Regions from separate parts of the Homo sapiens genome. Here regions 1 and 2 are each linked to region 3. The links are chromatin loops, found by intact Hi-C in ENCODE. Cell type or tissue: endothelial cell of umbilical vein. All regions are shown on one strand. Links, peaks and the distances in the headings refer to the core of each region. The heading gives the core; the rest is flanking DNA.

Region 1 (3,001 bases), core at 243-2,742, 240 kb before region 3:
CACTTTGGGAGGCCAAGGCAGGTAGATCACCTGAGGTCAGGAGTTCAAGACCAGCCTGGCCAACATGGCGAAACCCCATCTCTACTAAAAATAACAAAAATTAGCTGGGTGTGGTGGCGGGCGTCTGTAATCCCAGCGACTCAGGAGGCTGAGGCAGGAGAATCGCTTGAACCCAGGAGGCAGAAGTTGCTGTGAGCCGAGATCATGCCATTGCACTCCAGCCTGGGGGACAAGAGCGAAACTCCGTCTCAAACAAACAAACATAAACAAAAATGTTTAAGTAATTGTTAAGGAAGTGTTTACTATTAAGGGTTCCAACTGCTTTTTTTTTTTTTTTTTTTGAGACAGGGTCTCTCTGTTGCCCAGGCTAGAGTGCAGTAGCGCAATCATCACTCACTGCAACCTCCACCTCCCCAGTTCAAGCGATTCTCGTGCCTCAGTCTCCCGAGTAGCTGGGACTACAGGTGTGTGCCACCAAGCCACGCTAATTTTATTTTTTGTAGACAGGGTCTCACTATGGTGCCCAGGCTGGTCTTGAACTCCTGGGCTCCAGCAATCCTCCTACCTTGGCCTCCCAAAGTGCTGGGCATGAGTCACCACACGTAGCCATGAAAATTATTAGTAAAATGTTAAACCTACTTTGTAAACATGTACTCACATGTATTTTCATTGGTTTATGTGTTTCTACCCTCCCTTCATTTCTAAAAGGATTTGAGGTTGCTTACATAAACAGACTACAATAGGATATGTCTGTTTTTAGATGAAAAACTCAAGGAAAGAGAAAAATAGTCAGGAGAAGGGTAAGAAAAATAAGGGAAGCATAGATAATAAAGCCTAGCATAGTTGTATCAGAGCTTTCTACCAGGGAAAGAAAGACACCAGCTGTTCCTAACAGTGGAATCTTTTAGGAGGAGGGTGGAGCAGGGGCTTCATCACCATGTATTTCTTTCTTGTGTTTGTTTTCTCTCTCATAGATTAGTCAATCACATGCAAATGTCAGTAGCCCGGCCGCAGACTAGGATTTACACTGACACAGCTGCGCCGGGCGGGTCTGTGTGGACAGCATTGTCCTCAGTGGTATAGGACAGGCTCGATGGCCCCGGGCGTGCTGGCCACCACCTTGCGGACAGTCGTCTCGGGGACACAGAAGCGCAGCCTGCGATGGGCTTTCCTGTTGAGAATGCTGCCGTTGCTGAGCTTTCTGGTCAGTGTTGCAGAGGATGACGTAGTTGTGCAGGTCCACAAGCGGGTCTGGAACTGCTCCACAGTCTCCCTCCCGCCCTCGGGCCAGGTGGCGCTCCAGACGGCGGAGCCAGAGCGCGTGCGGCCGGCAACCAGGCCACCAGGGGGCGCAGGTTGGCAGCGGCTGGAGGGCTGCGGGGCTCGGCCTAGCGGAGCCCAGCAACTCGAACTGCGACACAAGTTGAAATTTAAAAAAAAAAATCTCTCGGATGAGGTCTTAACTGGTGTTATACAAGGAGCAACATAATTATAAAACGTTGGTGGAAAGCCAAATAGAACCCTATTTTTTTTACGTTTTTTCGCCTCTTCAAAGTTTATTCCTGATTTGTGTTGCATGAAACTAAGTTAAAAAAAATAGTTTCCAGTGAAGTACTATAAATGACTGAGTATGAGGCATGATTTTCCCCAAAAAATTATTCTTCAGTAAAGGTTACCGTATATGCAAGCTCTTAAAAGAACCCATCTTAAGAGGTGCTTTCTCAATTGCTTTATTTTCTCAACAAAGAACTGGGCAAGGAAAACGTATTGGGGCCGGGCACGGTGGTTCACACCTGTAATCCCAGCACTTTGGGAGGCCAAGGCGGGCGGATCACTTGAGCTCAGGAGTTCGAGACCAGCCTGGCCAACATGGTGAAATTCCATCTCTACAAAAAATACAAATATTAGCCGGGCGTGGTGGCTCACACCTGTAATCCCAGCTACTCGGGAGGCTGAGGCACGAGAATCACTTGAGCCCAGGAAGCAGAGGTTGTTGCAGTGAGCCTAGGTAGGGCCATAGCACTCCAGCCTGGGCAAGAGAGCGAGACTCCATCTCTCTCTCTCTCTCTCTCTCTCTCTCTCTCTCACATACACACACACACACACACACTCTCTCTCTCTCTCTCTCTCACATACACACACACACACACACACACACACACACTCTCTCTCTCTCTCTCTCTCAATATATGCTAGAATGGGAAAAGTACAGAGTTCTCCCTACCAAAATTAATAGGTTAAGCGAAGGAAAGGAATAAGAAATTCAAAACAGATTTAGTAATTATTCTTGGGAATATAATCTCATAATCCTAAATGCTAGGTGTTGTTCTAAAGCTTTAAACATTATTTTATTTATTTATTTATTTATTTGAGACAGAATCTCACTCTGTCACCCAGGCTGGAGTGCAGTGGCGCAATTGGCTCACTGCAACCTCTGCCTCCCGGGTTCAAGTGATTCTTGTGCCTCAGCCTGCCAAGTAGCTGGGACTACTGGTGCACACCACGACACCTGGCAAATCTTTGTATTTTTAGTATAGAAGGGGTTTTGCCATGTTGGCCAGGCTGGTCTCAAACTCCTGGCCTCAACTGACCACCAGCGTCTGCCTCTCAAAGTGCTGGGATTACAGGTGTGAGCCACCATGCCCAGCCCTAAACTTTATTTTAAAAAGCAAAACATGGCTGGGCGCGGTGGCTCACGTCTGTAATCCGAGCACTTTGGGAGGCCAAGGTGGGCAGATCACGAGGGCAGGAGGTCGAGACCATCCTGGCTAACACGGTGAAACTCCGTCTCTACTAAAAATACAAAATATTAGCCTGGTGTGGTGGCGGGCGCCTGTAGTCCCAGCTACTCGGGAGGCTGAGGCAGGAGAATGGCGTGAACCCGGGAGGCGGAGCTTTCAGTGAGCCAAGATCGCACCCCTGCACTCCAGCCTGGAGACTCCGTCTCAAAAAAAAAAAAGCAAAACATAAACACAAAACGCAATAAACCACATAGTGATTG
Region 2 (3,001 bases), core at 243-2,742, 250 kb after region 3:
AATTTTCTCTTGAATATACTGAACAAGGATTCCCTTTTCCCAAAGGATAAAGGAGACAGTAGTGAAGGAGTCTTCTCTTTGTTGACTTTTTAAAAATTACTCAAAACTGACTGTTTTATTCAGATTCCTGAGTCACAAACAATGCCAAAGAACTGTGAGCCATTTTTTATATAATTCCACAATTACTATAGGTGATTTTTAAAGGAAACATTGATTTAACTCACAACTTAATGAATCAAAAATTTGCCACAGGATATTTACTAAGAATCTTTTTCTAAAACTGCCTTATCCTTTGTATTCTAACCACTCCCTCTCCACCACCACCACTTACCACCCCCAATACACACACACACACACACACACACACACACACACACACACACTCCCTCACCTACACCAGATCAGTTTCCCAGCCATTATTCCTAAAACCATATTAAAATTTCACAACACATGGTCGTACTTACTAGGTTTTCTTCCCCCTCCCCCTCCACTGAATCAATGTGTCTTGAAATATATATTCTCTTAAAATTCAGAATTCAGAAAATGATTACGATGTCTCTAACTCAAGAACACATATTATAAAATTCAAAGTCGGCTTCTGTTTACTGATAATCATGAAAAAAAAAAAGCCATACCCCACCCACCGTATCCGTAGGGTTAGGAGGTCCAATCTCGCCACTACAGAGCTCTGCAAGAAAGGACGGTTATAGTGCCAGGAAAACCATCGCAACAAGCCCCGGGCGAAGATAAAGAAAACAGATTTTACACCACGGGCAGCGCGCAGTCTCCTGGCCCCGGCCCTTGGTAAACAGGGGAAACCTTTGTCTTGCCTCAGCTATCAAACTGGTGGCTCATCAGAATTGGGGCAACAAGAGTTTGTGCGAAACGGTCTGGCAGAGGTTAAACAAAGCAATGCAGCTCCGGGGGCGGTGGGGAGAGGGCTGAGCCCGGACGGCGTCCGCGATCCCGGACGGTGAGGTCTGGTTCTGGCCCTTGCCGCGGTCGGGACCGAGCCAGGGACCTGGGGACAGGATGGCGAGGCGCGGGAAGAGGAGAAGGCAGGCGAGGTCCCATATTCTCCGCAAGTTCCCGGGGTGCAGCCCGGCGGCAGGTTCCCCTGCGGGGATCCAAAGCGCGCAAGCCGCGCGCAGGTTCCTCCGGGAGGGTCCGCGCCTCCCACATGGGGACACCGCCCCGAAGCCCACCGCCCGCCGCGCCGAGCCCACGCCCCCGGGGCCAGGTCCCCTGGAGTCCCGGGGCGCTGCGGGGGCCCGGCCCGGAGGGGCGCGAGTGGAGGAGAGAAGCCCGCCCCTGTCCCCATTGTCTGGCTCCGGCCGCGGGCCGAGCAGGCGCTCACCTGAGGTCCCCGCCTGGCGCTCCGGCTGGCAGAGCGGCTGGCCGGCGACCGGCGGTCCCGGGCGGGCGGCGGACTCGGCGGCACTGCGCGCGGCAGCCTCCGCATCAGCAGCCGCCGCGGCAGCAGCACCAGCAGCGCACCCGCCTCTCAGTCGGCCGTGGCCTCCATTGCTCTCCCCACTGCCGCCACCGCGCGGCACTGCGCGCCCGGCCCCGCGCGGCGTGGTCACATGCTCCGCCGGCGCCTCGGGCGCTCGGACCCGCGCCGCCGCCCCGCCCGGCTTCGCCCAGGGACAGCTGAGCGTGAGGCGCCGGCTTCCTTCTCGCGCCCTCCGGGAGTGGCGCACACCAGATGGCTCCCCTCCCCAGGGGTGCCCAGAAACCAGGAGCGGGCCCCAAGGAGGGGCGTGGGGTTGACCAGTGCCCTCCCGGCTTCTGCAAAGCCTGACTCGAGGGAGTGCTGAACTCGTGGGGTCTGAGGTTACAGTGGTGGGCTCACAGCGAGGCTCATCCTGCGTGTGGCGAGAACATTGGACCATCAGTCACCACCCCACAGGTTGCAAATTCGGTCCCTGTTACCCGCAGCAGTCTCTCTAATAGGAGATACCGGGAGCCCAGGAGAAGTTTCGCCCTGCAGAGTCCCAACCACAATAAATGGCACTGGGACTCCTGAGAGTTGAGTAAGTTGGAAAATGCCACCTAGAAATAGAAAGGCTAGAAATTGCATTGCTGAGTCCCTGTACATCCGAACGGAGTGACATTGACAATGTGCATTATTGTCCCCAGCCATAATGAAATTAAATATTGATTTTGATGCTTTAAGGAAAATGACTTCTCCTTTTGTGGGCTAACGAAGAAAACAAGACTTTTCCTTCATACTTTTTGTTGTGACTATGCCAGTGCAACTACTGGAAATCAGTTTCTGGTGATCTTTTTAGTTTACTATGTATGCAAGGATGCTAAAAATAATTGAATATCATTATTAAACAGGAAATTTTAAAGCAAAATGACTAGACAAAAGATGCAAAATACGAAAGATAGCCCTAAATTATACCCAGTATTGAGCCAGATGTCCCAAATGCCAAAAATAGGACTAGTAATTTCTTTTCTTTTTTTTTTTTTTTTTTTTTTGAGACGGAGTTTCTTGTTGCCCAGGCTGGAGTGCAGTGGCGCGATCTCAGCTCACTGCAACCTCCAACTCCCGGGTTCAGGCGATTTTCTTGCCACAGTCTCCCTCTGAGTAGCTGGGATTACAGGCGCCCGCCACCACACCCAGCTAATTTTTGTTTTTATTTTTAGTAGAGACGAGGTTTCACCTTATTGGCCAAGGACTAGTAATTTCACTGCATGACTTAAAGGAGCAACCTTGAGACTGGGAGAATCTAGTGCATGTTACCTTATCCAACTGGTTTATTCTAGATAAACATTTAAGTTAAATATCAGTATAATATATGGCTTTGTATTTTCGTGAATATAGATACTTAGTTCAGTGTGCACATATCCTAAACTATGTCTGCTTTATTCCAAATTAGAATAATGCAGAGTTTTAGAAAGGGTTGAGCAAATTTCTTTTGATTTGAGTTTAGTAGCGTTAGAAGTTCCCAGAAGCCGGCCGGGCGCGGTGGCTCATGCCTGTAATCCCAGC
Region 3 (3,001 bases), core at 129-2,628:
ATGCTGGAGAATGACATTACAGGAATGCATATCCATATTTATAAGGCTTATTCCTACAATGTGGAAATGCCGAGCACACCATATTCTGCAGCTCTCTGCCAGTGTCTAGATTTTCCTATCCTTCAGACTATGTCTAAAGAGCAAAGCAGAAAAAAATAAATAAGTAAAGTTGCTGTCTTTTTGAGCAAACTACAGGTATCTCCATAGTTAAAATGAATAATAATAAAAAAAAAGAAAAAGCATACAGAATTAAAGACATCCTGCTCTAGGAAGAAGTGGCTAAGAGCGGGTGTTTATTCTTTGTGTCCTTGACAGCTGCAGTAAGGTGTCAAAATCCCCGAATGTATGACTTTGGTATTTGTAAGTGAAATCCAGCTCGGTGGGAGATACAAGCCACTCAGGATGGCGGTGTTCCCTCCTACACCAGATAATCCGTGGTACAAACAGACTAAGCATTTCCTGACAAAGGTGTGGTATAATCCTAACAATTACCTGCAGCCTCAGACTGTGGTACCCCTGAGTTTTATCACCAGTTGGTACATACCTCACAGCCCGGTCTGATCTTACACAAACAGGCACCCTCCCTGATCCATGCTGGTGGGCAGCTGTAGGGAATGTCAAGGTCATTGTAGCTGAAATGCAACGAAGTGCGAAGCTTCTGAAGCCGCTCCATGCTACAGCAGTTCAATAGTGATTGTATAGAGATCGCAGATCTTAAGAGCAGGAGGGGCCCTGAGATCACCCCTTGTGTGCATGCCCCTTAGTTTTCAGGAGGAGAAAGTGCCAGAGAGGTTGAACGACTTCACCCAAAGCCATACAGCCAGGTGGGGCTGGCTTTATATTCCACTGCATTCTGTCACTCATTCAAATGGTATTCACACTACTGGCCACAGAGCGACTCTGTTATGTACAGAGTCCTCACAAAGGACACCACTGTTGGTTTTGTCCCTATAACTGCCCCATATATTAAAATTTGTTTTCACTCTGCACGTGCACTATTTTTATCTTTAGAAAAAAAATGGTGATTTTTCTTTTAAATAGTGATTTTTTTCTTTTAAATCTGCCACAGAAATTGTGGCAGATGGTAGATTCACATTACTCAGGAAAGGGGAGGCTGGTTTTTGCTGTATTGAGTTCTTCTGTACTCCGTGGAGAGATACCAACCTGCAAACTAAGACAGTTCTCGGTGAGCCCACCATGTGCAGGCACTAGAGGGCAGCCTTTCCAAAGGCAGGCATTACAGACAGACACCCTTCCGTGGGTCTCTAGGAACTCGAAGGGCTGGGAAGTTTCTTAAGCCACAGAGAAAAAAGGCACTCCAGTAGACATCTCATCTCAGAAGAATGTCTTAATAATGGTGGCTAATCAGCTTGCCAGGACATACACTGTCAAATAGGTGTTTTCCATTACTTCTCTCTTTTTAAAAATAAACATACACACATACACAAAGACAATTCCAGACATAAAAACATACATGCCTCAGACACAACTAAATTCTCTCATTCCATGCTGGCATCTACAAGGGGGCGGTCTCTTAGGCTGCTTACTAAGCATCAATACCAGCATCACGTTGTCATGGAAAAATGCAAAGCATTCATGCAAGTTAATAAAGTTACTATCACTTCTACGACTTACCAGGAACATACTGCTTAGTCGACTGAAAAATAAAGCACAGTCTTTTTGGGGATGATTCAGTTATATCTCAAGTCACGCCAAAAAAAAAATCACATTTTCTATGATAATGGTCCCCATTTCCCTCCTCAAAGAATGAACAAAGCCTTTTATGTTTTCAAAAGTATAACTACAGAGCTGAAAGGAAGCTTGTGAATCCATGCAGCGGAAGCAAAACTAGGCAGACTTCATCTGAATAGATATTGTCAAAATGAGCGCACACAAATTAAACAGTTATTCTGCTTTACTCACATTTTTCTTCCTGTGTTTATGCAATTGTCACTTCGGGGAAGTTAGTCATTTTACATTTTATTAATTATGACATCAGGTTATTTAAAATCACGCCTTACTGTTAACAGAAATATTTTTATTGGGTTTCTATCTTTCCAATACTGCAGAATTATATAGTATACTTTTTTACAACACTAAATCCACTTCTTGGCGTGGCAGTGGCATGTGGTATGATGTGACAGAGCAGGTATCATTGAAGACAAGAGATTTTTATCTGATTTTTTAAAAACTCCTAAAAAGCTCTCATAAAATACAGCTGTTTTGTGAACTGAAATCTGTAAGTCATTCCTCTTAGAAAGGGGATCCAATGAACCAGAAGTTCACAACTTCTTAGGAATAATATTGCAAGAATCAAAAGACTTGAAGAAGGAAAGGTAAGGAGGAGGGGGGTCAAGGTTTTCTTTGGCCATCACCATACTTCCCTCTTCTTCAACCTATAAGAAGTCACAGCTTGCTTTTTCTATAAAAAGTGTTAGAGCACGGCCAGCTAGAACCAAGAATGGAAGCCAGTTAGGAAATGCTAAGATTTGAAGGACATGTCTGGGGGTTGGCCCTGAGGGCAGGACTATGGCTTTGGGCAGCGGTGGCAGCAGGCATCAAGACCTAGGCAAGTTGGGTGTCGTTCCAAGGTCTCTTGGCTACTTCCCTGTCTGCCACATGCTACATTTAGCTGGGTGTTATGTGGAATATGTGACCAGACACAATTTCCACAAAATATCACAAAATACACAGCCTACGCTCCATAGAAACAAGAACACCTCACAAATAATTTTCTTTTTTTTTTGAGAGGAAATCTCTCTCTGTCGCCAGGCTGGAGTGCAGTGGTGCAATCCTGGCTCACTGCAACCTCCACCTCCCGGGTTCAAGTGATTCTCCTGCCTCAGCCTCCTGAGTAGCTGGGACTACAGGCGCCTGCCACCACGCCCAGCTAATTTTTTGTATTTTTAGTAGAGACGGGGTTTCACTGTGTTAGCCAGGATGGTCTCGATCTCCTGCTGATCTCTACTGAGTACAGTGCTTCAGCATATCAGTAGCTACT

Evidence for each region. Hi-C counts contacts between places; a loop is a spot of excess contacts. Peaks named below come from ENCODE experiments on the same cell type or tissue, not always from the same donor. Only the 100,000 strongest peaks of a DNase experiment are listed, where the experiment ranks them.
Region 1: it touches region 3 in a loop (3-fold over the local background); 4 of 110 quality-filtered maps call a loop at or near these places.
Region 2: a loop joins it to region 3, with 13 times the contacts of the local background. A loop is called at or near these places in 26 of 110 quality-filtered maps.

What each region holds. Positions count from the first base shown.
Region 1 is chr4:56,543,059-56,546,059 of GRCh38, reverse strand. All of the region lies in intron 1 of SPMAP2L (sperm microtubule associated protein 2 like), which reads right to left. Among named protein-coding and RNA genes, the nearest start is that of SPMAP2L, 14 kb to the right of the region's middle. RefSeq lists a silencer at 1,246-1,435. In endothelial cell of umbilical vein, for the core only: a CTCF peak has its summit at 1,329 (motif pointing right); a DNase peak (open chromatin) is centred at 1,309; H3K4me3 peaks cover 350 bases.
Region 2 is chr4:56,047,656-56,050,656 of GRCh38, reverse strand. CRACD (capping protein inhibiting regulator of actin dynamics) reads right to left here and starts at 1,559. Exons shown (of 11, transcript NM_001393381.1): 1 at 1,358-1,559. RefSeq lists an enhancer at 988-1,663 and a silencer at 1,194-1,833. In endothelial cell of umbilical vein, for the core only: a CTCF peak has its summit at 1,559; DNase peaks (open chromatin) are centred at 716 and 1,536; H3K4me3 peaks cover 1,846 bases; H3K27ac peaks cover 795 bases.
Region 3 is chr4:56,299,882-56,302,882 of GRCh38, reverse strand. All of the region lies in intron 4 of CRACD (capping protein inhibiting regulator of actin dynamics), which reads right to left. Among named protein-coding and RNA genes, the nearest start is that of AASDH, 86 kb to the left of the region's middle. In endothelial cell of umbilical vein, for the core only: a CTCF peak has its summit at 1,209 (motif pointing right); a DNase peak (open chromatin) is centred at 1,242; H3K27ac peaks cover 954 bases.